2 separate regions of the Mus musculus genome follow, and region 2 is linked to region 1. The links are chromatin loops, found by intact Hi-C in ENCODE. Cell type or tissue: heart. All regions are shown on one strand. Links, peaks and the distances in the headings refer to the core of each region. The heading gives the core; the rest is flanking DNA.

The links. Peaks named below come from ENCODE experiments on the same cell type or tissue, not always from the same donor. Only the 100,000 strongest peaks of a DNase experiment are listed, where the experiment ranks them.
Region 2: a loop joins it to region 1, with 4 times the contacts of the local background. A loop is called at or near these places in 2 of 42 quality-filtered maps.

Annotation. Positions count from the first base shown.
Region 1 is chr9:64,948,654-64,965,142 of GRCm38, reverse strand. Ints14 (integrator complex subunit 14) reads right to left here and starts at 4,311. Exons shown (of 13, transcript NM_001077631.2): 1 at 4,205-4,311; 2 at 3,145-3,449; 3 at 540-817. The coding sequence starts at 761. It overlaps Slc24a1 (solute carrier family 24 (sodium/potassium/calcium exchanger), member 1), which reads left to right and starts at 13,523. Exons shown (of 10, transcript NM_144813.2): 1 at 13,523-13,665; 2 at 15,390-16,489. The coding sequence starts at 15,520. In heart, for the core only: CTCF peaks have their summits at 4,361 and 4,573; a DNase peak (open chromatin) is centred at 4,252; H3K4me3 peaks cover 2,023 bases; H3K27ac peaks cover 1,657 bases.
Region 2 is chr9:64,385,092-64,401,580 of GRCm38, reverse strand. Megf11 (multiple EGF-like-domains 11) reads right to left here and starts at 15,955. Exons shown (of 25, transcript NM_001134399.1): 1 at 15,753-15,955. In heart, for the core only: CTCF peaks have their summits at 4,282 (motif pointing right) and 7,233 (motif pointing left); no DNase peak of the experiment used is centred there; H3K27me3 peaks cover 2,272 bases.

The DNA.
Region 1 (16,489 bases), core at 1-8,000:
CAAATCAGTTATTTGTCAGGATAAACATAATTTAAAATGTTTACAACAATGATTGATTTAAAAAAAAAAAGGACGGGTTATTTTCCAGTTTCCTAAGTTGTGTGGGAAACTTTGCTTCCTGCCGGGCAGTGGTTACACACGCCTTTAATCCCAGCACTGGGGAGGCAGAGGCAGGCAGATTTCTGAGATCGAGGCCAGCCTGGTCTACAGAGTGAGTTCCAGGACAGCCAGGACTACACAGAGAGACCCTGTCCTGAAAAAACCAGAAAGGAGTGGAGTTTAAACATAAAGATGCTGGATTTTAGCATTCAGATTGCAGAAGACCAAGAGAGGAAAATACAGCAACATCCTTATCTCATGGCTCTGCCAGAAGAAAGCCAAGACCTTGTGAATCTTGTTTTGTTATAGATTGTATACCTACGCTCTTTGAAACAATTCCAAGTTCTAAAATTGTACTGATTTTAGCAATCATAACACTGTTTTTCTCCCAGTCCATTTGAGCTCCTTCAATATCCACAATAGCTTATTCCTATGCGTACCTGCAGGGTGTTGTAGTCTCTCGTAAAGGGGACCATCAGCTCCCACAGTGACGAAAACACCACCAGCGCTGTGAATTCAAGCTTGTAATTTGTGGCCATGTGTTCAAATAGCATCGTCAGGCCATGGGCAGCCAGGTGCTTCCGCTGGTATTCCTCAGAGCCCTCGACAGACACAGGTCGGGTCATGGACAGGGACACATCCATTACCACCACAGTGGGCATGATGGACAATTCTAGCACTCCCTCTCAGCACACAGCCAGCTACAACCAGAGAAATGCTGTGGAAGAGAAATAAGAGTTTACATATCCTGGGAAGGAAGGGTTTTTTCCTTATGTATAAGAGTACACTGTAGCTGTCTTCAGACACACCAGAAGAGGGCATCAGATCCCATTACAGATGTTGTGAGCCACCATGTGGTTGCTGGGATTTGAACTCAGGACCTCTGGAAGAGCAGTCAGTGCTCTTAACCACTGAGCCATCTCTCCAGCCCCAATTTCTTTTTTCTCAACCACAGTTTAAACCACTTTCCCAGAACTATGTGGTGGTGAGCACCACAGAATTACAGGAGAAGGAAAACACAAAGCCTAGTTGACCATGAGGGCCTCTCCTAGACACACCCACTAACCAGCATAAACCAAGAACATTACATTCAATTCATTAAATTCTTTGACTATGGAGCTTCCACTTTACACAACTCCTACTTCAACTCCTTAACAATTTACTGAAGAACAACCTAGCCAGTATATGGTATGTACTACCTGACAACTGCTAACTTTTTTGCCAGTGTCTTGATGAATATTGTTTCATATTTAAAATGAAATAAGATTCAGTATGGAGAAAACATATCTTCTTTTCTCAAGAATAAAGTTCCCAGATACTCAGATCTGCTCATGTGGGTTGAGACTGTTGGTCCTCTATTCATCTGCAGAGTCAATAACATTTTATAGAGCTATAAATAAAGGACACAGATTATATATAAAGAATGAGTAAAAAAAAAAAAAAGCACTTCACAATATGCGTATGTGTATGTGTGTACAGGCTGCATGCGAATTCATATAAATCACATTGTAGGCCAGGCAAGGTAGCATATGCCTTTAATCCAAGTACCCAAGACACAGATTTGTGAATTCAAGGCCAGTTTGGATTTCATAGTGAGCGCTAAGATAGCCAAGGCTATATAGTAAGACTCTGTCTCAAAAAACAGAGGTGCATGCCTATAATCTCTGCCCTAGCAAGGTGGAGAGTCAGCCCAAGGTCATTCCTAGCTATGTAAGGTGTTTGAGGCCAGTCTGAGCTATATGAAACCCTGTCTCAAAGGACCAAAATAGGAAAAAAAAAATCACATTGCATACATCATCTAGAATTAGGGTAGATGCAACAGATTCAAAATGTAGTGTTCTCTAATTTAACAACAGGCACTGCCCTTCAGTACATGTCCAACTGTAACTGTGTGACAGTCTGCAATTCCTTTGTAAGTAGGTTGTTGGGAACTCAGCACATACTAGTTCATGGCAACAATGTTATATGTAAGAGCAGATCAAACAGGAAAAGCCTTTTTTTTAACCACATATTGGCCATAGATACATCTCACATATTGTAACAGCTCATGTATCAAATACCAATGAAGTTAACCCAGAGAAAAAAGTTTTACTTTTCAGACTCTCTTTACCAGTCCAAAATGTTAGACAGTAGGAAAGAAAATTAAAAGAAAATTTCATTTTTTATTCAGTGTATGTATCTGTGTGAGCGCCTGCCATACATGAGCAGGTGCCCTCAGAGGCCAGAAGAGGGTGTTAGAGTCCCTAGAGTTGGACAGGTGGTTGTGAGCTGCCTAATGTGGGTGCTGGGAACTCAACTCAGGGTCTCCAGAAGTGCTCTTAACCACGGAACCACTCCAGCCCCTAAGGAAAAATTAAATATGTATCCCTCTCTCTGTCTCATTAAACAATGTGTTAAACATATTCACTCTTCTGGGAGATGACATGACCTCACCACCCCCGACACCCCCCACCCCCAAGCATTACTGCCCTGTTTTGCTACATACTAGCATTTTCCTAGGTCCATGCTGCCTAGGAAAAGTGAGTTCAGAACTGTATTAAATGAGGTCACTAAGGGCAAGGATCACAATAAGAGTTTGCTTCATATTGGGCAGTGGTGGCGCACACTTTTAATCCCAGCACTCGGGAGGCAGAGGCAGGCGGATTTCTGAGATCGAGGCCAGCCTGGTCTACAGGGTGAGTTCCAGGACAGTCAGGGCTACACAGAGAAACCCTGTCCCGAAAAACCAAAAAAAAAATAAAAAAATAATAAAATTTTAAAAAGACTTTGCTTCCTAATGTCTACTCAGGTTTACATCTGGCACACAGCAGGTGCTCATCAAAATCTCAACATAACCAATGAACTACCCCTAATACAACATACATTAATTCATTAGGAAAATACATTGTAAATTTTAACTCTGTACACAAAAATACACTTTCTTATTTAAGCAGAGCCACCAGGGAGTCCTGCACTTCTGCTCAGGTGCAGTTTATCCAGCTCTTGTGGGTCACATTTATGCACGGAAGCCTTTATGGTTTTTAAAGCTGATGATCACGCCCTCACCTCTTAAGAGATTGAGAAACAGTTTTCTGGATCAAGTACCAACAAGCACTTCCAGTCCATGAAATTGCTGCTAGCACTGCAATGGGTGACCGCAGCTGTCAGTCTGGCCTTCTCTGAAGACACCTGAGAAGCTGGCTCTTTCTCCTGACTGATGCATTTGTGTCAGGGCCCGAGTGCACTTCCTCAGCCGTGGCCGACTTGTGGCAATCCAATTTTGTTTTTGGGTTGTAAGCACTGGGATAAACGAAAGAATGGAACGTCCCTGAAGGCTGTTTCACTCAAGCAGTCTGGGCTTAGCCACAAAACTGAAAAATAAAAGATCTCTCATTAGTAGATAACACGATGTATTTCTCACTTGGGCTGACTCTGATCAAATTTCCCCACACCGCCCTCAGCCTTTCCAATTGGTACCATTTTACAATGTTTCAGATAACCAAGGGTTTTCTTTCTCCTGGACAGTCTACTCCTGATGATACATCCTCGCCACATGACTGCTCTAAAAGCCATCAATTACATTTATAGTTCTACTCTGAAGGGGATCATTAGCCCATTCATAGCAATTTGACGCTCAGGAATCTCTCAAAGCTCCACTTCAGTTTCTAAGTGCATACACGTCGGCTTTTCTGTCGCTCTGGCTTGCCCTACGAATTCCTCTAAATTCTCAGATGATTAATATCTGAATGGGTAGCCTGAAGTGCAGCAGAGTTCACTTAAGACTGCAACTGAAGAATAGACCTTTACCTTTAAAACGAGCCCAAAACATTTGTTGTATGGAACTCTCGGGGAAAGAGGGGACGGAAGTCTCAGGGTCCAGGGACGGAAGACTCTCAGGGGAGGAAGAAACACGGCCCCAAGCGCGGAATCCTGCTGCTTACAAGACCCGGGCCACACAGAGGGCAGGCCTGTCGCAGGCCCTGGAGCCAGCGCCCCTGAGACCGCCACCCTACGCGGGCCTCAGAGAAGGTCCGCCGCCCGCCCTGTGTTGTTCCTTCCACTCCTTCCCCTGTAACCCCAACCGCCATCGAAACACAGCCCTCAACAGGCACATTCCCTGACTTACCCGGAGCCCATCTCCAGCCTCTGTCCGTCCGCTTAAACCTTCCGTCCGCGCGCCATAGCCGGAACTTAAGGGCCGTGCGACATAAGGGAACCCGGAGGCAGCGAATAGCGTGGGCTGGGCGGGGCTTCCAGCCCACGGGCGCTGGGTTGTGGCTCTCCCGGGACGCTAGGGGGTGCTCCTCCTCTGTCTCTTGCCCACGGAGCCCCAATTTCCTCCCAGGCTGAGCCCTGCGGGGGGTTTCTGGCCCTTCCCCCTTTGTCTTACCCCATTCTGGGTGCCTCCCTCCATTTATCTCTGCTTTGCCTTTTTATTAACCTGTAGACCCCTGGCCAGTGTCTAACATTTCTGTCATTGCTTTTCTTCTTCAGAATTCTCAGTCACACCGACAGAACAGTAGGATGCTCTTCCTACTCTTAAAAAACTGTAATCCCCGGCTGAGTGCTCAGACTGTAAGCACCTGGCTGCCCTGAGTCTAAGTTGCATTGAGATCTTAGTACCACGTTATTTCCCTACCCTGACTTTGAGACCGGCAGAAGCGTGACTCAGTTATTGCTTTTGTGCCTGAGATGTGCTGAAGGTTTTGCTTTTAGGATTCCATGTAAGGCTTTGAGGGTCCCTGCCTGCTTCTCTCCACCAGGTGTCCCTAGCATAGCATATGCCTCAGGGAGTTCCTGGGCGGGGATGAGAGGGTGAGGTGGGCAAAAGGTGACTTGCTAACCCTGTGGGCTGTAGGGGCCTGGAGAATGTCAGTTAGTAGTAGGCCTCAACGGATGCTAACAGAACGCTGGGTAGTTATGGTTCAAAGACCAATACTTCACAACAGCAATTACAAGTGAGAACACAGAGCTCCCTGTAAAGTCTTAGGCATATGGCTTTCTTTAAGCTTATGGGTTGCAAGCGGGATAAGGAAGGGAAACTCTTAGAACTGACTTACCACAACTTGCTCCGTGGGAAAGTGTTTGTTGTTCTTTAATGTTTCCTCTTTCTATTAGAGGTGGCAGAGAAAGCCAACACTAGACTCTGGGGAACCAATATCAAGGCCGCATGGCCTGTAGACTTAGCTTTTGTTTGCTGCAGGACATCTTTCTCCAACCAGGCTAGTTTCAATATTTCAAAAGACCTTGCTATGTTTGAACAGTTATGGGGCTCTAGGTAAGTAAGAATATATAGCCTGATTACTTAGCCGTAATGGGAGAGATCTGGCCAAGACTATGCAGACAGAGGAGTTATCTGTCTAGTTGCTCTATTGTGGTGATGATTCAGCCATGGATTGCTGTTCTAGGCCAGCTTAGATACATGGTCTGGTTTATGACCTTAAAGACTAAACTTAAGTTAATTAGTTTGCTCATTTTTAATGATCTGATAGGTGTTCAGATTTGTTGTCGTCGTCCTCGTTCTGCTGAACAGCTGGCTTTTCGGTGACGTAGAAAGGAATAAGTCTTTTTTTTTTTTTTTTTCTTTTTTGGTTTGGTTTTTTGAGACAGGATTTCTCTGTGTAGTCCTGGCTGTCCTGGAACTCACTTTGTAGACCAGGCTGGCCTCGAACTCAGAAATTTGCCTGCCTCTCCCTCCCGAGTGCTGGGATTAAAGGCGTGTGCCACCACGCCCAGCAAGTCATTTTGTTAAAACTGATGATAAAAGACAGAACCATCGAGAGGGGACCTCATGATTGGCTCCAAATCAGAAGTTTGTTCAATGACGATAAAGTCAGAACATCAATGACAAGAGACAGAGTAATTCAAAGGAGATGGCTTTCAAGCCTTAACTTTCCCATCCAAAGGATCCCGTGTCCACATGTTCCCACACGTACTTTAAAGGAAACCAATAAATAACATCGCTTTGTAATATCTCACCTCTTATTTCCTGACTTAAAATAGTGAACTGCTGTGACACAGGCTTTGAAAAGGTGGAGTGGTTTGGCCATAGTGTGCTTGTAAAATGGAGGTTAGTGACAAATGTGAGCCCCTCTCAGGGGTTCACAGGGAGTTCTAGATACCCAGTTTTTGGGAGGCACTTGTTGAAAATGTAGTTTCTTTCCTGTGCCTCGTGAGCTGAACTGGAATTTTATGGCTTTTTGAATAAGTCCCCAAGATGAGATGTTTCATCTACAGACAGGAAGGGTAAGTAGTGAAGACAGAAAAAGTGCAAAGAAAGGAAGAGAGGGGGAGCCATGGGCTCATTTCCCTTTTCCACTCTTCCCCCGCTCTTACACACCAGTGCTGGCCCTTAGCCCTCATCATCCTTCCCGCTGCATCTAGCCTGGCCCTGACCAACTCTTTTTTTTTTTAAAAGAGGTTCTTGTTTTCTTGTTTTTTATTTATTTATTTATTATATGTAAATACACTGTAGCTGTCTTCAGACACACCAGAAGAGGGAGTCAGATCTTATTACGGATGGTTGTGAGCCACCATGTGGTTGTTGGGATTTGAACTCTGGACCTTTGGAAGAGCAGTCGGATGCTCTTACCCACTGAGCCATCTCACCAGCCTCCTGAACAACCCTTAATTCTTGCCCAAGTTCCACCCTCTCCCCTTCTGCCCTACCAGTTCTTCATCACACTGTTTCCACCGAAGTAGAAATCTAGGGAAATCTGAGATATGACCTTCTCTTTAAAAACAAAAAAACCAACAACAACAAAATAAAAATGTCAAGAAATTTTCTGGAGGTGGAGATGTAGCTCAATGGTAGAGTGCTTGCTTAGTGTGCTCAGAGTCCGGGGTCCCATGCCCTGCATGAATAAGGCTTGGTGGTACTCTCCTGCAATCCCAGCACTCAGGAAGTGGAGGCAAGAAGATCAGAAATTCAACTACAGATGGACTTCATTAACTTCAGAGACAGTCTGTCTGTCTGGTCTACATGAAACCCCATCTTAAAAAAAAAAAAAAAAAGCCAGCATGGCGCTGCACACACCTTTAATCCCAGCACCTGGGAGGTAGAACCCACAGATTCTGGTTTCCAGGATGGCCTAATTTACATGTTGAGTCCAGGGATACACAGTGAGACCCCTCCCCTAGGCCCCCCAAAAGGAAAAGACCACAGAGTAACACACACAAAGATGGAGGAATGGCAGAGCAAATCACCAGTCAACTGTTAAGTCTTCAATCTTATTTCATTTACAGCCTACTTCTTCCCAGCATAATATTTTGGCGGAGATCCCAGACAACTAACATTTTATCCAGAAACATTTTGATATATAGCTCTAGATATAAGAATTATGACTGGCCGAACAGTAGTGGTGCAAGCCTTTAATCCCAACACTTGGGAGGTAGAGGCAGGTAGATTTCTGAGTTCGAGGCCAGCCTGGTCTACAGAGTGAATTCCAGGACAGCCAGGGTTATACAGAGAAACCGTGTCTTGAAAAAACAAAGCGCAAAAAAAAAAAAAAAAAAAAAAAAAAAAAAAAACAACAACAAAAAGAATTGTGTCTGTTTTATCATTTTCATGTGTACATGTGTGTGTGCTGTGTATGCATGAATATATGTTCTTATGAGTGCATGTGGAATTGAAGCCCAAGGGTGATGTCAGGAATCTTCTTCAGTCACTCTCCACCTTATTCTTTTTGAGGCATAGTCTCTCAGTCAAGCACAGAGCTCCCAATTTGGTTCACCAGCCAGGCAGTTTGCTCAAGAGATCCCATCTCCATCTTACAGAGGAGAGACAAGGCTGCAGAAACTGGCAGAGTGTGTCAGATCCGCTGGGACTGGAGTTACAGGTGGTGACGACCTGCCATCTGCAAGAATAGCCAGTGCTCGTAACTGCTGAGCCGTCCCTCCAAATCCCCCCCACATAAGAACTTTTTCGTTAAAAAAAAAAATCATACTTATACTGCTGCTATCAAATTAAAAATAATTAACAATAAACCTTTATTATCCTCCTGTTAGCTTTCAAAAATCCAGTAATCTCATGCACTCCACTTTTTAAATGTTTTGTTTCTTTGGATCATTGAAATCTAACATTGAAATCTTGGTGTGCATGATGTATGTACATATGTGGAGTGTACATGGGATGTCTTCCTCAGTTTCTCTTCATGTAATGTTTTTGAGATGGTGTGACTCACTGAGCCTAGAGCTCACTGCTTGGCAAGACTGAGCTCCCATAAGACATTTACCCATCTCTCCAGTTCTGGAGTCACACACTTGTGTTGCCACATTGTATTTTTATATTGCTGATGGGGATCCAAGTCTGGGTCTTCATGTTTGTGCACAAGCACATCGCAGCCATCCACCCAGCCCCCAAACCTGGAAATTATTGCTATGCCTCTGAAGACTCTAAGCCAGGCTCCGCCTCTGTGTCTCTTTTCCCCAGCAGTGTGCTTCACGAAGAGACTGTGGCCTCTTTCTTTAATTGCTCTCAATCCTCTTTCAGTCTTTCTCGGAGCATTTGAGAAACTGACAAAGCTGCTCTCTATTCTAAAGCCACAGACAGGCTCACTGAACAAAGAGACGCTTTTATACATTTCCAGTTCCAGAGAACTTCTTTACTTCGCAAACAGGACCTTGCCTTATCCACCACCGGACAAGCCCCGCCCCTGCCCCGACAAGCCCCGCCCCGCCAGTTTCCTGTGACGCTAGATATGGAAAGAAGACAGGCAGAAAGTAAAGGGGTCCTTTTGTGGGGGCAGAGGAAAATTGGAGATTGCCACATTTCTGTAAGAAAAAGAACTGAATCTCTTTCTTCAGGACATTATGTTTTTTGAAAAGTATCTTAAAGGTCCTTATGATCTTGGCTCCTCTTCACCTAGTCACTCTGGCTACTCAGTCTTGTGAAACCTTAGTAGCATCTTTTTTCTTTTCTTTTTTTTTTTTTTTTTTCTCTTCCCCGAGACAGTGTTTCTCTGTATAGCCCTGGCTGTCCTGGAACTCACTCTGTAGACCCAGCTGGCCTCGAACTCAGAAATCTGCCTGCCTCTGCCTCCCAAGCGCTGGGATTAAAAACATGCACCACCACTGCCCAACTCCTTAGTAGCATCTTTAAAAGTACATAAGGCAAAATAAGGAGCCGGATAGATGGCTCAGGGGAGAAGAGCCCGGGCTGCTCTTCCAGAGGACTAAGGTTCAGTTCCCAGTACTCTCCTCAGGTAGCTCACAACCTCCTGTGTATGCAACGTCCGAAGCCCATCAATCACTAATTAAGAAAATGCCCTACAGGCTTGCCTACAGCTAGATCTTACGGAGGCATTTTCTCAGTTGGGGCCCCCTCATGATTCTAGTTTGTGTCAAGTTGACATAAAAGTAGCCAGCACACCGTGTTTTTACACTTTAGTTTTTGTGGGTCAGTGAGATGATAGGTAAAAGGCTCTTGTCGCAGGGCGGTGGTGGCGCACGCCTTTAATCCCAGCACTTGGGAGGCAGAGGCAGGCGGATTTCTGAGTTCGTGGCCAGCCTGGTCTACAAAGTGAGTTCCAGGACAGTCAGGGCTATACAGAGAAACCCTGTCTCAAAAAAAACAAAAAAAAACAAAAACAAAACAAAAACAATCAAACAAACAAACAAAAAAAAAACCAAAAAACCCAACAACAACAACAAAAAGGCTCTTGTCATTAAGGCCAGAAACCTGAGTCCAATCCTAGGAACCCTGTGGTGAAAGGAGAGAGCCGACTCCCACAAGTTGTCCTCTGACCTCCACAGATACACTGTGACACTCTTGTGTCACAAATTAATACATGCAATAATAAAAAATTTACATTTTATTTACTTATTTAAATTTATGTAGGTGTAATTATGTGTATATGTCTATGGGTGTGGGTACATGTATGTGCTACAAAGGCCAGAGGAGATGCCCATGGAGCTAGGGCTACAGGTAGTTGATAACCAGCTACAGCATAGTTGCTTGCAAACGAACTCAGGTATCTGTGAAAGTAGTGCTCACGCTAAACCGGTGAGCCATTTCTCCATCCCCATTTAAAATCCTTACACACAATAACATAAAACTAAAAAGCCACAGGCTGGAGGCTGTGCAGTTACAGTGCCTGACTGATGTGTGTACATTTCCATAGCTCCTCTTACTGTAGTGTGGAGCAATCCCGAGGGGACTCTTGCCTTCCTGGTCCTATGAGCGAGGAGCCCGAGGATATAAGACTCTAGGAGACTCATTCTTGGTCAGACTCACTACTTTATTAGCAGTTACACAGGGCCCCATGTAAAAGTTTCTTAATACCTCTGAGTGGTTGGCACTGGGGCATCTCTCAGTGTGCCATTCATTCTCTGGGCAGCCACATTCCTGGGAATCTCCACTAATACCTGCTACAGCTGGTAGAAGGAATTCTTCTTGCCCAGGTCTGAAGGCATCTGAATTGTAGTTCTTGATGAATTGTATCCACTCTCCACAGGGAAATTAATTGATTATGCAGTTGGAATTTGTCTTACTTTTCTATTGCTGCAAAGACACCATGACTTATAAAAGAGCTTATTGGGGGCTTACAGTTCCAGAGGGTTGGTTAGAGTCCATGACAATCATGGCAGGGACCGTAGCAGCAGGAAAGCAGGCAGGCATGGTGCTGGAGCAGTAGCTGAGAGCATAGATCCATATGCAAGAGGCAGGGGGGTGGGGAGGGGACTAGAAATGTTATTGGCTTTTTAAACCTTTAAGCTCCACCCCCTTCCTCAGTGGCACACATCCTCTGACAAGGCCACACCTTCTAATCCTTCCTAAACAATTCCACCAACTGAGGACCAAGCATTCAAATACATGCGCCTATGGGGGCCACTCTCATTCAAATCACAGTAGCAATTCCCGAGGTAGGCTCAGCAATAGGTAAATAACCCTGTGCACAAACCCTCCACATCAGATCCAGAGGGTAGGAAAGGACAAGGAGAAGCCCCCGTGCTATCCTGCCAAGCCTTGGAGCCCTGGCTTGCAGTGAGTTTGTTGTGAGGTCAGAGCCCTTGTCTGTCCTGCCACCCTGTTCCAGAGGAGAGGATAAAATGTATCGTAGAGAAGGGGGGATGAACTTCCCTTCCCTCCTGCCCTTTCTTTGCCCACTGAAAGCCCATAAAGTCTTTGAGCATCATTCTTCTCTCTGTGTAGGTCAGGCCTCCAAGCCCCACCTCAGCCTTCCACATCCTATGATAACTTTTTTTTTTTTGAGATAGGTTATCACTATGTGACCCAGGTTGGCCTTTAATTCACTGTGTAACCAAAGCTGACTTCAAACTCCTGATCTGCCTGCCTTCACCTCCCTAGTTCTGGAATCATAGGCATGCACCTGGCTGGATATACTTTTTTCTTTTTTTTTTTTCAGCCTCAAAATCAATATGTTGAGCGGCAGGCATTGCTCTGAGCTCTGGGGATTTAGCAAAAGACAAACCAGTCGAGGTCCTGTCCTCTTAGAGCTCCTGGGTCAGTAAGAGAGTCAGAGGCAGGCATTGATTAGACTCACAAGTACACAATACACAGAGTTGTCATGATGTCTGTGTGGGGAATCTGCTGCCCTCTCTGACATCTGTCTACAGTCCCAGCAGCTGGTAGCGTATGGCCCCTATCAGCAAAGCAACACAACTGCAGTGCCAGGCACCGTTAACACGCCTCACATAGAAATTGCTTAATTCTCAGGACAACCCTGTCAACCCGGTAGTGTCAATATCTCCCTCCTCCTACAGACCAGAGTGCTACTTACTTATATCTCTGCTCAGAGAAGTCAGTCCGGGCTCTCAGGACTACTGCACACGATGCTTGCATTCCTAGGCGAACTGCAAACTCTCCTACATTCCACTGGTGCTTCAATTTCATGAGGAAAGGACAAAGGAACTAGAGTCATTTCTATCAAGTAAAATGTAGGTTAGATACTAGCAAGAGGTGGTTAACATTATTAAGGATACGAGAGAAAGGGATCTTTCTTCTTCTCTGAATGCTCTGCACTACGTAAATAACACTTTAAAACAGAAATAAAGAGAACTCGCATTGTCAGTTGTGTTGTTCCCTTCTCCGTCTCTGGGGGCCAGACAGAATGTTGAAGAAAGGAAAAGAAAATGAACCTGGTTCTGCTGGAGACAGCATAAAAGCAAAACCGGGTGTCACTGCGGGACAGAGGTCTATCTCGCTCTTCCACCAGCTATGGTGCCCCTGCAGGGTTTGGCAGAGGAAGCAAATTACCTGTCCTTTTTCTAGGATACTCGGGATGACATGGGGCAGACTCGAGGCTGGGAGAGATTACCTGCTATGTCAGATTAAAGCAGCAGCCACTCATGTACATGTGGGATACAAGGAAAGGAGGGGCAGGCAGCTTGTAAGCACTAGACAGAGTTAGAGGAGCAGGCACACACCTGTTCTCTCAGTGTCTCAGATTCATCTGACTCTGTCTAGTGCTTGACATAGCTGCAGGGCACAGGACCCAAACTGCCACAGTGATCAGTGATGTATTTATAAAAAGATAAAGAGAGGAGGGAATATATTTAGTGGAGGCGTAGTCAGGTGTGAGGGAAGGGGGTGCCTTGGTAGGGACCAGCCACACGGCATTGGTTTAGTAACAGAATAGAGTTTATTCAGGGCATGGGGAGGGGGATTAAGAAGGTAGTAGAGGTGGAGAAAGGGAGGGGGAAGGGAAAGGGAGAGGGAAAGGAAGAGAGAAGATGAATAGATAAGTAGAGACCAGCCATGAGCACGTGGGGTGGAGAGGGGGGAGAGGGGGACAGAGCGTGAGCAGGGAGGCAAGAGCAAGAGAGAGCAGAGGGGGCAAGCAGCTCCTTTTATAGTGAGTCAGGCATACCTGGCTGTTGCCAGGTAACTGTGGGGCGGAGCTTAGACAAAATGCTAACAAGGCTAGAGCTTCGAGAGGCTCAGGAGCCAGCATCTTCAGTATCTTGTGATGTCCCAGCGTGATTCCCTAAGGGTTTTCTTTTGGCTTAATAAAACACATTCCAAAATGCTTTCACATTTGCTGAATATTTTCCTCCCGGGCCCTCAGTTTCAACTTGATTTTCATACTCACCCTACATCTAGGTGGAACGGGTGTTACTGTCTCCACATTTACACTTATGGTTAGACTCCCACGGTAGCTAGTGGAGCCTGGTGCTGATGTCTTTTGATCGCTTAAGCCCCACGTACTTTCTCTTGGTTTCTCAGAGCTTTCTGCTTCTGTCTATGTCTTTCCTCCCGTCTAAGCATGGAAGCCCTAAATGGCCTACAATTCCTATAGCTTAGTTGCAAATTTGAGAAGTTCCCCCACTGACTCTGGTGGAGGTGGTCTATTCTGTGTCCCTGGTGAAAAGTCTACCCCCTCGGGTTTGTTATGGGGCCCAGAACTTGTACAATGCCCCGTAAGCTTCTTAGAGGAGGCGGGTATTAGGCAGGATTGGATCTGCGTCCCCTGACATGCCCTTCATACCCTTGAATTAGGATTCCTAAGGGAGCCGGCAGGAGGAGAATGGGGTGTTCCTTGTGGTTCCACTTCACACCTACTCTTCGAGACCCCGGATTCTGACAAGTTTCCCGAACTTGGAAGACCCAGATGTCAAGGTCTGAAGGTAAATGATGTGTTTAGGCAGGATGGTTCAGCCAGGCTCAGCTCTCCTCCCCTCTCGCAGGGGAAGGAGAGAGACCCTCTAGAATTCCTGTAGGAGGTGCACGTGGGCTGCATTCCACCAGGGGCAGGGTGCTGGGAGAAGATGGGAGAGGCCAGGGTAACCAAGGGCAAAGGAGGAAGCTCACTTATTCCCACTCCTTTGATGATTCTGCTCTGATATTCTAGGCCGGCACATTGGCGCTCCCAGTTAGTGTGGTTTACAGAAAGCCTGGGAGACTCGCTGGAGGCTCGTGTCTGGATCCCTTGGAGCTGTGTGAAGTTAAAGGAAGCACACCTGTTCTCCTCTCAGGGACTCCGTGCCTCTCCCGGGAGTTACTGGAGAGATCTATGTGTTACTCGGCCCGTTCCTGAGATATGACTATCCTATGAAAAGCCAGGCATCTTTAAATAATTGTTGTATAATATCTTTAGATATGGAGATTTAATGGATATTTGCCAAATCTGGGCCTCAAGGCTCTTTATAAAACAAGGGTTCTTTGAGGGTCTTTCCTCCCGCATCTATAAAACTAAATCCCAGTGACTCTGAGTCTGTCTAATGCTTTTTCATTGACTTTATGTGTGTTTAGTCTTTCAGAATTCTTGTAACTCAATGTCATTACTACTTATATGGGTAATATTCATACAAATAAATCAAATTTAAATGTGCTGGGATATAGTCTAATTGGTACAGTGCTCACCCAGCATACACAAAATTCTGGGTTCAATTCCCAGACATTGCACAAAGTCGACATGGTGGCACGAGCTTATCCCAACACTTGGGAGATGAAGGCAGGAGGATGAAAGGTTCTAGGTCATCCTTGCCTGCACACTGTGTTCAAAGCCAGCCTGTGCTACCTGAAACCCTGCCTCGAAATTTACATTTAGATTATTACAGCATACACATGGTAAAACAATCTAGTCAAATGTACAGTGAAAATGAAGCCTCCCTGACCAGTGCTCCTCAGTTTCCCTGCCCCAGACATCCTTCCAGAGTTTGGTTTTGCATAACCAACAACACCCATGCCATGGTGGAGGCAGTAAGGTTAGCCTGCTCGGACGACACAGCTGGTAGGCAGTAGAGCTGAGAGTCCTGGCCTTTGGCTCCATTTCTCATTTTCCTTCTACCGACCCATACCATTCAATAAGAAGTCCTGTGTCCTCTCTGGATGAGACAGGACAAGAATTTCAAAAGAGTCTAAAACAAACCCCAGCTTCCAACAGCAAAAACTAGCTCACATGAGCAGGCAGAGTCTCACTTAGCTAATGTCCTCAGAGACACCATCCACTGCTTTCTCTTGCTATCTATACTTTAAAAACATGCCTCTCCAGCTCCTTGTTGCCTTTGAGAAGCTGAGATTTGTGACCTGGACCTAAGGTATGGATTACTGAGCTCCCAGCAACCTTGGCTTGGGCCTGAGGGCTGCAGGGAGAACCAGGAAAGACTTGGAGAATCCACAAAGCCTCCAGGACTCACTCAGAAACTTGGACTGCTGGCATGTCCACAGAATAGTCTCCTGAGAGCAGGCATTGCACCCTGGAGTGGAGGGAAGGCGTGGTTAGCTTCTTCAGAACAAGGTCTCAGACCTGACTGATGCTTTGTGTTCCTGGGAGTCCCATCACTCTACCATTCTAGATAAGAGAATCCTAGATCTCAGAAGAAGGCAAATAATTCCTCTTTCCCTCTAGGTTTGGGGATACCCCCAGGCTGGGCTTCATGGAGAAACCTTTCCTGATTACTAACATGAATCCCAGAGCAGCCTCTGCCTCTCCCTGGACAGGATGAGAGGCCAACTGTAACCAGACCTAACCGGCCATCATGGGGAAACTGATCAGGATGGGGACACAGGAGAGGCGGTTACTCCGACCAAAGAGGCTTCATTGGAGTCGCCTTCTTTTCCTCTTGGGAATGTTGATCATTGGCTCTACTTATCAGCACCTGAGGAGACCCCAGAATCCCCCCTCAATGTGGACAAAGGTCTCCTCCCAGCAGCCTATTAAACTGGCCGTCAGGGACCTCCCCAACAATGAAATGGCAGTGGCAGGCAGTGACCCTCCAGAGGCTAGCTCTGAAGTGGAGGATGGGATGCTAGCAGCCCAAGACACAGTGATCATGGATGAAGCAGCACCTAGCATAGCAATGGAGGACACCCCCAATCCACCCAGAACAACCAAGATCCCTCCAGCATCACTAAAGAACAGTTATAGCCCTACAACAGCTGGCACAAGAAGACAAAAAGAAAACATCCCACCCACACCTAGTGGAGCACCAAGTCACTTCATCTCAACTCCAGGCAGACAGAGGGTAAAAAGCTATATCCCAAAACCCAGGGGAGAAAGGAAGAACTCCAGCCCAACTCACGCCAGGGAAAAAGGAAGGACGCATACCCCATCTCCAGCAGGTGCTCACACCATCAGCCCCACAGCAACTGTGAGAGACAGAGAAACCATGGCAACCTATAGGCTGTTAGAGACCAGATTTGAGAGAACAGCAGGAGAAACCACAGCAGCTTCTCTCAAGAGAATGGTTCTGAACACACCGACCTTCTTAACACATGAAGTAGAAACAAACCTCATGACTTCTTCAAGTTTGGTGGGAAAGAACACTGCGGTAAGTCTTAGAAAAGGGGAAAGAAACATCTCTACCACTCCCCAGGGAGCGGTCCCACAGCACACCCCTGCCACCTCTGAGGAGCAAATGACAGTAAGCACCAGGATGGGTAGCATCCCAGCCACCATCGAAGGCTCTACTGCTGCCCGGAGAATTAACAATCCCTTGTCCAGAACCA
Region 2 (16,489 bases), core at 3,893-11,892, 570 kb after region 1:
TCCCCAGTGCTTAGGCTTGGGTCATCATGACATTTATTCAGTGCTGGGGTGGAACCTATGGCTGTGTGCCTGCTGGGCCAGCAGCACTCCCTCTACCAACTGAGCCACTGCTCGCTCCCCATTCACTGCCAAAGAAGAAGGCATGGTTTCGGTACCTAACCTGCGCATGATTTTGAATTCTCAGGCAGTTATTCAGAGCAGTGTCTACGCTGCTATCCCACGGGGTGGGAAACACCAGGCACTCCTTCCAGGGCCACCTGCCTGCAGGGAGGATCAGGGACTTGGGAAAGCCTGTGTCTTCATCAGCACGGCAAGTAGCTTAGAAGAGTAGCTCTCAGGCAGTGTGAGGGGGTTGGGTGGGGAGAGCCATCAAGAAGCTAACTACAAAGGTCTGGGGATGTAGCTCAGTTGGTAGAGTACCCTAGTATGCTCAATGCCTTGGGTTTAATATCCTGTACCTTATAAGTCAGGTCTGGTGGTGCACACCTATAATCCCAATACTCAGGAGGTAGAGATAGAAAGATCAGAAGTACAAGGACATCCCCAGCTACACGGTGAGTTCAAGTCCATCCTAGGCTACATCAGACCTCACCCTAAAATATTAAAAAAAAAAATGTTTCGGATGGCCACCACTCACTTGGGCACTGTGCTTTCTGGAGGGCAGGCTGCCTGCCCTCTCTTTCTCCTCCATGGCTTCCCACTGTGACGGTGGGAGGGGACCCACTGCGGAACGATGAGGGGACTGATAAGCCACTCTCCTGTCTGGGTGGGTATAAATCATAGTAGGAGCTTTGAGGCTGATGTCTTCTTTGGCATTCAAAGTGTCATTAATTATACATTAAGTGTTTGAAAGGGAAAGACATCAGTAGCCTATAGGATGTGTTTGCATGGTAATAGAGGATTGATTAGATGCAATATCTATACTGTGGGCTACCGGGATTTGGGTCCCCTAGCTTTGCAGACGCAGTAAATTACAGCTACAAAAATCTCACCCGTGGTAAATTATGGCATCTGAATCGCTGAAGGGATTCTCAGTGCCTGCGAATGAGAGACAGTAGTCACCTGGCCAAGAGCAGGAAGCAAGCATGGCCTCATGCCCGCTGCTGGGAACCTGGTTTCCTGGGTGGGCAGCCCCCCAGCCCAGGCCTGAGCCCTCTGCATCTGCAGGAGCTCCACAGACAAAGCAGGAGCCACTTCCTGAGCCTGGATTCTGCCAACAGCTCAGTCACAATTCCCTCTGGGAGTCAGAGGTTTGAGTAAAAAGAAGATGTGAATGTTGCTTCTTTAACTGAAAGCTGTAGGTCCCCCTTTAATGAGAAGCTGGGGAAGCCTGGAGCAGAGCCGCTCCCACTCCTGGGGAGATGAAGGCTGCCAAAATCCTGCAGTCTGGAGCCCATGCTGGTACCTCCCAGAGGCAGGAGAGATAGGCTTCCACCTGAGAAGCTCTGACAATAATGATAGTATTTGCCCTGTGCCAGGCCGGATGCACACCCGATGTATCGATTAACTGGCTTTACCCTCCAACAACCCTGTATGCCGAGTGATACCATAAACCCCAGACAAGGGCAGGGAAGATGGCTCAGTGGGTAAAAGGATGACTGTGTAAGCATGAAGACCTGAGTTCAGATCTCAGCAGCCAGGTTAAAAAAAAAAAAGTGGGGAAGTGCGTCTGCAATGCCGGCATTGGTGAGGCGGAGACCAGAGGCTCCCCAGAGCCTGCTGGACAGTCGGTCTAGCCAACTGGTGAGTTTCAGTTCATTGAAAGATCCTGCCTCAAAAGATAAGGTGGGGCGTGATTGAGGAAGACCCTCAATGCCCACGTCTTACCTTCTCGTGCATACTCACAACATGCATGCGTACACACACAAAGAAATAAGCAAACAAACCCATGTACAAATGAGGAGACTGAGGCACGGAGCAACATTCCTAAGACATCAATGTTCGGAAGGTGCTTCTGTGGAAACCTTCCCTTGCCTCCTCATTTATAACTGCAGTCCCTCTCCAGCCCACCACTCCTTCTCGCTCTCTCTGCCCCCGGTCTCACTTGCCACCTTGTCATCTGCTAACTTATTTATACTCTAACACACCCACAGGGACCAGGGCGGTGTCTGTGCCCCGTGTGTTGTCATACTGCTTCACCACCAACAGCCCCAGCAGGCACTCAGAAATGACTCCGTGGATGGAATTCTGTTGAATCACTCATCCAAGGTGACCCAGCTTTTGCACGCAGAGCTGGATTCAAATCTAGACACCCTGGTCTCTGACTCAGTAGCCTGCGTGACAGAGCTCACCAGGGAAAACAGCCTTCCCTCTGACTGACATGTGAATGTCGTGGGGTGCCAGCTCACTCTGCAGTGACTGAGGATCCCCTGGCAACAGCAAGCCCGGAGCCTTTCTAGTCCCCCATCCCCCAGCTGAGCTAGGAATAAAGCCAGGACTGGTCGAAATGGCTCCCATCTGACTCTTTGCAAACTAAATCATGCAGACCAGAGAATGAGTGCTTTCCAGATACCCCTCACCTGATCAAGAGATGCTGGTGACCCCGCCTACAAGCAGAGCCCAGCTCCAGCACCTATCCCCAAGAATGAGTGTATCCATTGACTGGTGGGGTGCAAATGAGACCCTGGAGTTGTGTGGCTGGATTTGCTGAGTTCCACCTGCCTCTCGGGTCATCAGCCACTATCTGCATGAAGGCCACAGTCTCAGCTAACACTGCCCCCATCCCAGCATCCCCTGGTAAGCCAGCTTTGGTACAGCCTCCATCAAACTCAAGAACAACAGTGCCCCAGAGCAGGTTTCTTCTCTAGACCCATGGCTTGTCAAATGCCCTTTGCACCCAGAGCCAGCACACACCAGGGGAAGGAGACAGAGCCTCAGTGGTCCTGGCAATATCAGCCAAGGTTCCATCATAGTATATGAGCCAAAGGGACAGTAGATAAGTCCCTCCCCTTCTCGAACACACGGCTATGGAATCATGAAGTGCCACTTGCACATCAGGGCATTCTCGGTCCTCCCGAGATGGGCCTGTCTGCCTTTGCTGGTTTGTATCCTTATCCTGAATTCCTTTTCCTCTCCCTCTCTTTGATCTGAGATAGCAGCCCTGTCCCCAGTAAAGCACCATGTGCGTGCATGTGAGCGCGTGTGCATGTGTGCGTGTGTGTGTGTGTGTGTGTGTGTGTGTGTGTGTGCGCGTGCGCGCGTGCACCTATGTTCATGTGTATACGTGTGAGTATGGAGGACAGAGGTTAGCCTCAGGTATTATCCTCAACCCCTGTCTAGCTTGCTCTTGAGACAGAGTCTCTCACTGAGACCTGGTTCAGTCTCTTCCTGCACAAGCATGAGAATGTGAGTTGAGATTCTCCAGAATCCACATAGAAAGCCAGGCAGAGCAGCTCACCCTTGTAACTCCAGTACTGGGAGGCAAGGACAGGTAGATCCCCAGGGCTCACTGTGAGCTCCAGGTTCAGTGAGAGACCCCGTCTCAAAGATAGATAGATAGATAGATAGATAGACAGACAGACAGACAGACAGACAGACAGACAGACAGAAAAGGTATAGCAGTGATTAAGAACAATACTCAAGCATGTGAACACACACATACATGAACACACACAGCGTTAATGAGAGGCAGAGCCAGGACTGCAATCCACATTCACAGGGGAACACAGCGCCTGGCGCTGGGCTGTGGAGAATATGCTGGTCAGGTGTTGCCTTCCTGAGGAAGCCTTTGGGATGCCGCTTGTGACCTAAGATGGCCAATTATGTGTTAGGGATTTTAAAGGAAAGGAAAAGACACACTTCATCCTCTCTGTGTTCCAGGCTAGCTCAGGCCTATGGCAGCGGGAAAGATCCCCTGCTGTTCCCTTCTGCAGATCTAAGCCCAGGAACTAGAGGAGCAGGGGGCCCCTGCCCAGACCTGCCTTCAGAGACTATCTGTTCTCCCAAAGCCCAGGACCTCCACCTACAGACCCAGGGATTTTACCTGACAGCTGGAAGAGCTGAGAGTAAAGCAATGGTTTCTGGGTGTTTTCTGCTGCCTTCTTTCCCTGAATTCCGTGAAGAAAGTCTGAACCAGAAAAAAAAAAAAAAAAAAAAAAAGGAAAAAAAGGCTAAAAAGGCTTATTATAATGACCTTCAGGAAAAGCACTACATTTTTACCTTGAGAACTGCAGAGCTGAAAGTGAGTCTGTATGGACCATGCAAATGAGATGCAAACACAAATGCAAATGACTTAGGGCTATCCTAGCTGCCACAGTAGCAGCTCTCCCAAGCCCAGGACGCCTCTAGAGGGAGGCAGAGAGAAGAGACAGAGGGCAATTAACAAGTGTCCTGGGGACTCTGAGGCTTGTCTAGAGATGGGAGGAAGAGCAGGGGACATCCTGAAGACCTTAGAGAAGTTGTAGGCCCCAGGGTGCTCTGTGCACTAGGCTACCCAGCCCTGGCAAGATCTGTCCATACTGGGCCTTCAGTGTGTGCAGAAATGTATGCAGACACGAGGGTGCTGACACTCAGAGGCGCAGACAAAAAACAGACCAAAAGTCACACCACGAAGACACACCCCTTTTTATGACACTGCTCGGAAACAGATAAGAGGTACATATTCGTAGAACACACAACACACCAAGAGGCATCAACACCCACAAAGACCCACATACACAGACACAGGGCAGACAGCAGGTCTGTCTGGAAAGAAAGATCCAAGTGACTAAAATACCTGCTTGACCAATATGGCATAGGAACTTGAACCCATAAAGGAGCCATAAGAAGTAAGACTGCTTATTTAATATTCACGGACAAGGAAAAGGAGGAGCCTCCAAAGGGGAGCGGAGCCAGGCATGCTATTGTATGCCTATAACCTGACACTTGGGAGGTGCATGCAGGAAGGCCGGGGCATCAAGGCCAGTCTCCACGGGAGTCTAAAGCCACTCTGGGCTCCATAGGACCCTGTCTCAAAAAAAAAAAAAAAAAAAAAAAAAGCAAAGATGAAGAAGACCTGATACCTCACAAGCAACAGCAAAGAGCAAGAGAAAGGATTAACTATTTCTGCAGTGATGGAGAGCCCAGGCTTGGTATGTGCCCTCTACGCTGAAGCTCACCACAGCCCAAGACAGATTTCTTTTTTGAGAGATAAAGACTTTCCAAGGCTGACCTCAAACTTGAGAACTTGAGATCCTCCTGCCTCAGCCTTCTGGGTGCTGTGATGACAGAAGGTTATCAGTATGCCCAACCTAAGATACTGTAGTTTTTATGGGATTTTTGGGGGTTTTTTGGCTGGTTGGTTGGTTGGTGGTGGTGGTTGTTGTTGTTGTTGTTGTTGAGACAGGGTCCCATGTAGCCCAGGCTAGCTTCCAACTCACTTGTAAGCCCAATCCTTCTTCTTCTACTTCCCATGTGCTGAGATTACAGGTATGCCCACAACCCCTGGTATTATGCATGTCTAGAGATTGAATCTAGAGCTTCATGCATGCTAGGCCAGCACTTTCCTACTGGTCCATATGTAGCCTCAGCTCAAGCCCCCACCCTTACCCCCATTTTCAATGATGTCACATGCTATAGCATTTCTCTCTGTCCAGCTGCCCCGGAACTTTCCCAGTCCTAAAGGGATTGGGGACACCTTGCAGTCCCTTGCCTGGCAGCCTGGCCAGCGGGCTTTCACCCCACCTGGTCCTTGGAGGCACTTGGGCCTTTTTCCCCATCCTGCATCGTCTCTCGGCTGAGAGTGCTCATTAATTCTGCTCTGTGGCTAATCTAATTTGGAAGTCTGAGGGAGGAGAGGATGGAAGTCTGAGGGAGGAGAGGAATGATTTCCAAATGGGATACAAGACAGGGTTTTTAGAAGCCACCTGTCCCTGGGTGACTGTTCACAGAAGAGAATGACTCTCTCCCCAAAAGTATACAAACTTGAAATGCCACCCAGCCCACTCACTCCACCACACACAAAAAGAAATGTGCTTTTCAGAGAAAAGAATGAATAAGCTTTCTTGCTTCCTGCACAAAGCATGGAGTCAGTCTGAGAAGTCACCACCCCTCCAGGTCTCTGTGTCCCTAGTTACCTATGAAAGGCAGAACAAGCCAACTTCCTGACATTCACCCCATGATGTCCCCCGGAACGGTGACCTGTCCCTGGTGACTCACTGCTCATGCCTGAGTGGAAGGGCAGCTGAGGCCTGGTCTCCAGTCAAAGGAGCAAGACAAGCTCAGAAAAAGACCCAGAGTGAAGCTCACCCACCACCCCGAGCCCCAAGCTCGGCTACCCAGGACCCTTTCCATCTGCCCTGTAACTGCTTTAGGTGAGAAGAGAGCCCAGAATGGAAGGGGCAGCCTTAAAACACGAGGCCTGATTATCAGCGTGCACCCGAGGGGCTGCAAAATGCCAGCTTGCTGGCTCTGAGTGTAGTTCAGAGCCTCAGACTCCCTTTCCAAATTAATATTCATGGGGCTGGCATGCCATTTATTTGCATATGTAGATTATTGCTCATCCTCTGCAGGAAAGAAAAAGTTTGGGGGTGTTTATATTTATTGTATTTATTTTAAGCTCTGGTGATAAAGCAGACGGGTCAGGCAGGGGAAGGGCAGGTTGCTGGGGCAGGAAAATAGATCCTAGAGATAGGATCCGCCAAACCAACTCCAAAGCAGTCTGTGGAAGGCATCCCATGAAGCCCTTCCCTCAGAAGGCCCTAGAAGGTCACCATTTGAGATAGGCATCCAGTTGGGGCCTGTCACTTGAACTTTCCAAGACCCTGCTTCTTTTATTCAAATGTGTTCTCATGTTTGCACGTGCCTGGGGACTAGGTGTTGAGTGTTAAACCTTGTTTAAGGAGGAAGCCCAGGTTTAGAGCCTACATGCAATACAAGTTCTTACTAAGCTGTGGTGCCCTAAGGAGGTTCTAGCCCACTCCCTCCTCTGCTAAACACCTTACGTGCCTGGTACCTCAGAGGAGCTCCCACCCTGCCCACTGTCATCTGAAGCCATCAGCGACTCTGAGAACCTTTATTCAGTCTTCTCCTGGTCCACTGGCCTCACCCCCTTTTCTTTGTCAAATAAAGTGTTCAGCGGAAAGCTGGCAGTCTGAAGTAAGTTGTTCAAAGTTCTGGGGATTTGCAAAAGCAACAAAGCAGTGTGAGACCAGAAACCAGCAGACCAGGAATGGCAAGAATGTCCACAAGATACTTAAGTATAAATAGATGAAGGCCAGCCCTGTGCTGCCCCCAGCGCCCCCTGCTGGCCACCTCTGCTCCCTGAACCCTTGCAAGACAGTTACAAGGTAACTGTCAACTGCCTAAAGTAATGTTCCACATACGGGAAGCATTCATTAAAATTAGTCCCTTCAATTGAGGTTGAGTGAAAAAAAAAACAGGCTTTTTTTTTTCAGGGAAATAATCTATTTCTCTGGTTTATGAATTCAATAAACACCCGCTGAGAGCAGGCCTGGTGATGCATGCCTGTAATCCCAGCACTCAGGAAGATCAAGAGTTCAAGGTCATCTGTGGCTACACAGCTAGTTCAAGGCCAGTCTGTGCAGTGTTAGACCCTGTCTCAAGAAATTAACAAATATCCATTGAACTGTCCTGTATTGTATGCACAAGGCCCTGGTTCAACCACCACTACTACCACCACCACCACCTAATGGCCGCAGTGCTAGCCACAAATAAGGGCCCAGCCTATCTCATCGAGGATCTCAATGGGTTTAGGATCCAACTGGGAGAGATGAGGAGCACCCTGAAATAATGCTGAATAACGACACTAGCGGTGTCCTATTAAACATGGAATTCATGGTGTGAGCAGTAATTGCTACAGTTCAGGGAAGGGGAGGTCAATACTTGGAGATCACCGTGGGCACCAGCACTTAGGGAAGCTCTAATGAGGATACAGATTGAAGCAAGCCTTAAAGGGAGGGCTACTTCAGAAAACCCAGAGAAGGGCAGGACTTACTGCCATGGCAAAGAGGCCTAGGGGTAAGGTGAGGAGAAGCCCAGAGGTGAGGTGGGTAGAGACCTAGCAGGGGAGGGAGGAGAGGGGAACAGGTGAGGTGAGAAGAGAGAAGAGGCTTAGCAGGGGAGGAGGGAAGAGGCTTAGCAGGGGAGAAAAAGATAAGATGAAGGCAGACTGTGAAAAGCCCAAATATCTACGTGGGGAGCTTATGCCTCATTTCATGAATGAAAGGTTCATGCTTTGGAAAGATCTCAAAGGAAAAAAAAAAGATAGAAAATCCCCCCAGCTGCTTGACAGTGGCCCCAGAGCTACACAATGGGCTCACAGTGTGGATTCTGAACCCACAGCCACTTCTGCACTGACATCCACTCCGTCTCCTTAACAAAGTCCCTCAGACTGTTCTAGAGAGCACACTAGTCTCTGCACGGCAAGATGACAGAGCAGGAGGCTGGGTGTCATCACCCAGAATGCCACCGGAGTTTTCTCAGGCCAGGGAGCTATGTCCGAGGAAAACAGTAAAGATAGAGGTTGTGCTTAGACATTGGGAAGAGAGCATAGGAGTCATGGGGTTAGCAAAAGGCTCTAAGTTGGTCCAAGCACTGAGAATATGGAGACATCTGAGAAATGGATGCCATCAAAAGTCATGATGGTTGCTAGGCATCAAATATTGCTAATATTACCTAAGCCAGGTCACATATACTCCTGGAATCCCAGCACTCAGGAGGATGTAACTGGAGAACTGACAGTTCAAGGTCATCCTCATCCACCAGTGAATCTGAGGCCAGCCTGGGCTACCTGAGTCTCCATGTCAAAAATGCACACCCCAAACCCCCACAGTGAAGAGAAGGATGATGATGGTGGTGGTGGTGGTGGTGATGATGATGATATAATGCTGAGACATGGCCTAAGAGGTCAATACTGAGAACCAGCTAGCACTGAAGCCAGGAGTCCAGCATTGTGAGGGAGCAACAGGAGCGGCCTCTGATCCACAATGGCGATACCTACCCCACAGGTACCATCAACCACTATCCTGGGTTTGTGGCTCAGTGGGTAGAGCACTCGCCCAACATGAAAGAAGTCCTGGGTTGAGTCCCCAAACCACTTAAACCCAATGAGATGATACATGCCTGTAATCCCAGCACTCAGGAGGTGGAGGTGGGAGGATTCAAAGGTCAAGGTCCTCCTCAGTTACACAGGGAATCTGGGATGTATAAAACCCTGTCTCAAGGCAGTTTCTGTGGTTGCACAGGAAGATCCTATTTTAGCCTGATTTGTTGTATCCCACCATTGAAAAAGAGCAAAGCAGGCAGACAGAGCTTTCAACCTTCCTTGGCTTCAGCGCCAGGGTCTTGGAATGTGCCCTGATTACTACCACCTCTAGGAAGCCTGTCGTGACTGCTGTGCCTCCCTCTGATGGCATGGTTTTCCTCTATGGTTGCTTTTCTGGCCATCTTGCCTCCTCTACCTCTGCCTCTGCCTCCTGAATATCTATGATGGCGATGGTAGAATCCACAAACATCTCCTGAATTTGGTTATATATTCCCTGATGTTCAAAAAGTCAAATCTTCAAACCCTCCATTTGCCTTGTATTGGTCAAATGTAGTCATTGGGCTAACTCAGATTTATCTTCCTAATTAATCCCATTATATAGATGAGTAACCGAGGCACAAAAGGTTAAAATACTTTGCCCAGAGTCATGAGGTTGCTGGGATTTGAACTCACGACCTTTGGAAGAGCAGAGTAGAGAGGACTCAAACCTGGGTCTTTTTTTTTATAAAGATTTATTCATTATATGTAAGTACACTGTAGCTGTCTTCAGATACCCCAGAAGAGGGCATCAGATCTCATTACGGATGGTTGTAAACCATCGTGCGGTTGCTGGGATTTGAACTCATGACCTTTGGAAGAGCAGTCAGTGCTCTTAACCACTGAGCCATCTCTCCAGCCCCCAAACCCGGGTCTTAAACTCTCTGTAGCTTGATGCTTTTGATCCTGTCCAATTTTGTTCCTTTCTGAGACTCCATAGCCCATCAAGATTGTTCTAGACCAACTGTAAACATCTCTTCCCCTTGCCTCTGCTTAGGGCAGGCATGGCACTGAACTCACAAGTTCAGCCAAGAAGACAAGAGGCAAAGTTTAATCAGAGCCTGGGGAAAGGCTCCCTTCTGTGTCTTTTCTGCCACTGTACATGATTTTGAGGACTTGGAACCACTGCAGCCATTTTGTGACCTTGAGAACAAAGGATGAAAAGTATCTGAATCTTCGATGATGTAGCCAAGCCACTGAAAGAAACAACCTTGGAGCAGGAAATAGCCTAGACCTCTTGTTATAGGAGATACCAAGTCCCTTATTGTTCCTGCTAGGAGAGTTCAGGTCTTCTGTTGCTTGCTGTTCTGACACCCTCTCCAGTCAAGGGCTCTTGTCTCTATAGCTACCTGAGCTGTTACGGATGATAAATGAGATATATTAGTCCTACTCCCCACCCTCACTGAGCCTACCCCAAGGTTGGGCGTTCAATAAAGATTCGATCTATATTTGATCTTGAGTCTCCCCTCCCTCGCCATCTCTAACAGGATCATTTTTCCCTTTTCTGAGCCTGGCTAATCCCAAGTTTCTGCCTCACATTCTGACAGTGGTCTTACCATAACTGACCACTGGTCGGTCCTTCTTCCTCTTCCTCCACCTTCAAGGATCAAGATACATGCAAGGTACTCACACTGGCCCCAAAAGGCCATCAGCACAAATTCGAATTCCTAAATATTTGTTCTTGGAAACGTCTTTCTCAATTAGATCTCACCCAAATGTTTGACTCGGGCTGAATAAATTCCAGCCTCGTGCTCCAGAACGACATGTTGTGGCTGCATAATTACTGCAGCTAGCTTTATTTGTTATAAAAAAAATAAAGAAAGAAATAAACATGGATTGCTGTTCCTTCTCGACTGTAAAATAATCAATAAATAGAATCCAGATGAAAAATACCAGCATTTAGGGAGAACAATTCTGTTATGATTCTTTTCTTTGGGGCCTAATTAACACACATGGTAGATGGGCCCCATCAGTGAGTGGAAGAGGCTCCCCCTCCTGCTGAGATACTGCTCCAACTCACAGACAGACAGACAGACAGACAGACAGACAGAAGGTGTCAACAAACAGCATGTGCTGCAGACTCCTCAAAGCCTTGTTCTGTTCCAACAGGCAGTTTCTTGCTTTCTTTCTTTCTTTTTTCTTTCTTTTTTCTTTCTTTCTTTTTTTTTTTTTTCCTTTGTTCCCTAAGAACACCTTGCAAGGCAACTGTCAAATAAAGCCCAGTTAGTTCAGTATCAGGAGAAGCATCTTTCGGACTCTCGCCTGTCTTTCCTTCCTCCCTTCCTTCTTTTCCTTCCGTCTTTCTTGTATTCTTTCCACCTTCCCTTGCTTCCTTGACGTTGAGACAGGTTTTCACATACATAGCTCAGGTTCTCCTTGAACTTGCAGCTTAGTGAAAGATGACCTTGAACTCCTGATCCTCCTGCCTCCACCCTTGTTTTGCTGAAATTGGAGGCCTGTGCCACCACACCCGGGTTGTTCAGCGCTGAGATTCCAACAAGCTTTGGCAAGCATTCTGCCTTTGCCTCCCCAATCCACTGCCTTCCTTTTAGATGAAGAAGACACACCTTTCTGAACAATGGTCACCCTGGCCATGCAAGTTTCATAAGGGGCTCCGGGAGTGGATGGCACCTTCTCAATTATAACACCACTCTAATAAACCCCCACAGAGCCACAGGGCACAGAGTCTGCAGCCAACACATGACACCTATTTATTCCCTAATTACATGACAATATATTCTCTGTGTGTGTGCTGATGAAGATAAAATATTCTTTTAATTCAACGGCCACCTGGGGAGTGGGGGGATGGGACCGCATATAAGAGTGTCCTGGGAGTCCCTGGTGCTAAATCACAGCCTTGTCCCAGCTCCCCCCACCCCCAGCCACTCCAGTAGAGTCTCCAAGAAAATCAGTCCCTTTCCTCTGTTGTCCACACCTAAAGTGTGGTTCTCACAGTGAGAGCATCAGCATGGTGGAAAGCTGGAAAGAAAGGGCAATTAGCAAGGCCACCCCAGGCCCACTGAATCACGCCACTGAGGGTGAGTCCATGGAGCTGGGCTGCTCTAAGCCCTCCCCCCCCCCACCCCCTGCAGAAACATGACGCCTTCAGCCTTCCAGACAGACAGAAGGGCTCCAGTTGTTATGCGTATTTATTTTATGTGTTTGTATGTGTGCATTTGCACATGTGGGTGCATGAATGCAGGCAGAGGGCTGGGGCCAACCTCAGGTGTCATCCTCAAGAGGTGTCCACTTTGTTTTTGAGGCTGGGTCTCTCATTAGAACCTGGGACTCATCCATTAGGCTAAACTGTCTGTCTGTCAGTCTGTCTATCTGGTGAGTTCCAGCACTGGGATTACAAAGGGCATATCACCATACTCAGCCTTTCATGAGGGTTCTGGGTGGGACTCAAACTCAGGTGCTCTTGCTTGCACAGTAAGCACTTTACTGAGTCATCCCCCAGTTCAGGAGATCAGCACTTTAACTTGAATGGGACTCGTCAGGGACACCTGAATTCTGGGTCCCCTAGACTGCACAGTTGTCCCAGTCTACAGACCCGAGGTTCCACTTATCAGTCTGTACAGTGGGGCTCTAGAGCTTACCAGGCAGCTGTTGGTGCTGGAGTTTCAGAGGTACATAGTCACCTGGCAGCAGTCTCTATGGAGACCTAGCAAGATCACAGTTGCCGACATGCTTCTGCTCCCTCCTGCCATGCTCTGACCAGCAGAAACTCTTCAGGCTGCTCTCCAGTGCCACATACAAATAACGTCAGCAATACAGCTGTCCTGGATCACCCCTGAAAACCAGCTGACACTCCAAACTTCAGGGCCAACTGTTTCAGATCTTGTCACTCCTTGAGGTGAGGCTGGGGTCATTTGTTACATTGCCAACCGTTCTTCAGAGGTCTTTATGTGTTTATGTGCCTTGTCCTTGAAACTAGACTGTAAGCATAGGAGGGTAGGACCTGGGGTGTCGGCATAGTAAGCTGGGGACCATGCTTGGCTGAGTCCCTGGGCCCAAGGAGTTGCTGCAGAGCTAAGGGTTGACCAGATGTCCCTAGGAGGGGAAAGGCCCAGTTCATACAAAGCCTAGAATACCCAAGCACCTAGAATCTACTACACTTGTCTGTTTATGTATGTGTTTAGGGAGAGAGGGTGCATGCCACAGCAAGCATGTGAAGGCAGGAGGACAAATTTTGTGGGAATCAGCTCTCTCCTCCCACCACGTGAGTCTCCAGGATTGAACTCATGTTGTCAGGCTTGGCCGCAAGCACCCTTACTGGGCTGGACCATCTCATTTGCCAGCACCTGCTTTCTATAAGTGAGGCTTGGCAGAAGCAAAGGAATGCGTGAAGCCTCCGTGAAACCTAGGAAGCTTGCGGGGGGGGGGGGGGAAACAAGCAGGAGAGAGGGGGGTAACAGCTTCCGCAGCTTCCACAGCCATCTCCCTGGCCCTAGGGTCACTGACTTCTGCCTTCAGAGACAACTGCTAACCTTCCCCTTCCACAGAGGTTGTGGACCTGTAGGCCAAGTGCTGAACTTGAGTTCTCCTTGACCCACACCGTTTCACTGCCTGAGGTTAGCAGTGAAACCTTGGCTTGGGAAATCTTTCTCTTCCCGTAGTAGTGCGTGAGGCTCACTCTAGATCCTGTGGGAATGGTTTCAGCTGAGAGTGCCTGCCGGACTCTGCTACACAGCAACCCCTGTTGTGCCCTCCACGTGTGCCCCACAGGCCACCGGAGAGGCAGGTCCGTGGCATCTTAAAGCAGACAGGCAAAGCACAAACTTGGCATACAGTAGACATGGCTCCTCTTGGGAGATGCTGGTTACCCACGGTGTCCTGCCTCTAACCTTCCAACCTCCTGGCCCTCCAGCCTTTTCATCATTCAATGGCCTAACACTAAGAAAGTGGAAATCAACGGGGGAAATCAGGAAAGGTGCCCAGCCCTTAGGCAGGAAGACTTCCCTTAGTCAGCTCTAAGGGAGTCCCTTCACTTCTTTGGGCTTCAGTAGGCTGATCTGCAGAATGGGAGGAAAGGGAAGGACTGCAGTTACAGGCTTCAATTTTCTAGGGGCTTAAACAATGTGTGAGCAACAGCAAGAGCCCGGTGCTTGGTGCACACCGCAGGAAAAGCCGCCAAAGAAACAGGTTAAGCTTCACATCCTAGGCTGGGCGTTAATGTCAATGCTCTGGGACACTGAACCCAACCTTCAGGGAGGGGGCGATGGCCCGTAGATGATCCTCTCTGCAAAGAACTCCAGCTTTTTTGCTACTTCTAAACCTCCGCTAAGCCTCACAAAAGATCTTTTCGGCTTGCAGTCCAACAAAGACCGAACGCTGGAAAGAGATGAGGGTCGGCGAATCCAGCCACTGGACTCCCGGAGCCAAAACACTATCGGGGCAGGCTCGGGACGGTCCCGGCAGCCTGCCGCGCGCCACCACCTGGTCAGGACATTAACCCCAGTTTCCCCCAGGACAGTGATGGGCGCAGATGCGCTGGGCACAAGTATCCTTGCCACAGAGAGCTGGGAAGGCGGGGAGCCCTAACCTCCTGGTAAGCATCCTCCAACCTGCGGGAGGCCCTGCTGTATAGGCTCCCGGAGGGACCAGGCGTGGGAGAATCTGATCCCAGTCACTTGGACCGGTTTTTCTCGAGAGCATCACCAGCCCGGAAAGAGGCCGGCTGGCCTCGCAGCAGGCACTCACGGGGACGGATTCTGAGACGCGACGACAGTGGGATGGAGCGTGGGAGGCAGTTCCAGGAAAAAGCATCTGGGGTTCGAGGGCTCTGGGGCCCGCCAGGCGGAGACCCAGAGCTCCCAGACTACAGACCGATCGTGACTCCGTCCCACTCGCAACCTTGGTCCCGGGAAGGAACGGTTTTACCTATTTTTCAAGTCTTTTTTTTTTCCTCCTAAAAATTAAAAGACTAAATCAAGTCTTAGGGGAAGGTGCCTGCGCAGGGCTGCCACCAGGACCACTGTGTGCCCAGCTACAACACTACCGCCCGCGTTTGGGAGAGAAGTTAGGAAGTTCGGGACAGCCGCCCACGAGCGCAGGAAGAGGGACTCGCTTCTCTTTTAACTTTGGGTGTTGGGGTCTCCGCCGAGGGTCGGAGGTATGTAGCCAGGGGCGACCCGCAGGACTGCAGGGCGTCCGGGATTCCCTCAGTGAAAGTGGGTAGACAGGATCAGGAGGAAAAAAAGAGAGTGAGTCCACGTTGCGCGTGGCACCGGCTGGGCTTGGGCTCCGCGGGGACCTGCGCGCGGCCCCGCAGCTCTGCGTCGGGACCCGGGTCGGAAGGACGCGGTGCGGGGCGAAGGTCCCGCACATCTAGAATGGCTCTCGGCCGGGAGACCCCAGATTCGCGCAGAGCTGGCAGGTTCCTTCTTCCGGACACCCGCACCGCGACTCTCGGGTCTTCCCCCGCACGTGGAGACGCGGCGGCCGCTGCGTCCTGACTGCGGCCAGAGGACGCGCGCCTGGCCCAGCCGAGGCTCTCTACGTCTCGCATAGACCCCCGGGCGCTCCCGCAAGCCCAGCCATCCACCTTCTGCCCCTCGCCAAACTCGCCTTCTAGAGCCGGGACCTGGCCACGGAGGACCCACGGAGCTGGTGGAAAGTTAGTCGCGACGCTGCAAAGCCCCCTCCCCTGAACTGGAACCCACACCCCGACCCAATGCACCCACAGTGCTCCGAGGCTCCGGGTCCCCGCGGACCCCACCCAACCATCTACCTGCTTCCGTGGCGCGCCCCGGGCTTGGGCCAGCCAGTCGCGCGGTCCTATACCCCGGAGCCGGAGCGGCTTCAGGTCCCCAGGCAGGAGAGGGAGCTGCGAACCGCCCCGAGCCGGGCAGCCGGCTCCGGGCACTGAGAACGAGTGAGCAAGCAGGAGGCTGGAGCCGCTGCGACTGCTGCCACGGCAGCCCCCACCCCCCTGCGTCCCTCGGCCCCTCCCTCTTCCCTCCTCCCTCCGCTCTCCCTCTCCCTCCCACCTCTTTTCAGACCCTGCGATCGCGCGCATTCCCTCGCTCTTTTTCCTAGCTTTCTCTCTGCCGGTTGCCTTCTTTAATTCCCTCTGTTCTCTTCTCACTTCCCTACTCTGCATCCACCCGTTATCGTTCTTTTACCGTTTTTCCCCCGCTCTCTCTTTTCTGTATCTCTTCCTTTTAACCCCTCGCGACTCCCTTCTCCCTCCCCCCCCCCTTTTTTTTTTCCTTCTGACCGACCGATTAGCGTGGCCTCTGCACCTGTTCTTTGTAGAAGCTCTGGCTGGCGAAGCTAGCCCAGGATGGAAGGGGACCAGGAATATGCCCCAAACTGAGCTTTTAACAAGCTGAGTACAGATAGATACCCAGGGAAAGCTAGAAAAGCAAAGAACTCAGTGTGCAGAACAAGCTGAGCTGCACCAGGTAAAGTGCAGACAGCCAGGCCCCAGAGTAAGAACTTGCCATGCTGTGGTCAACTCCAAAG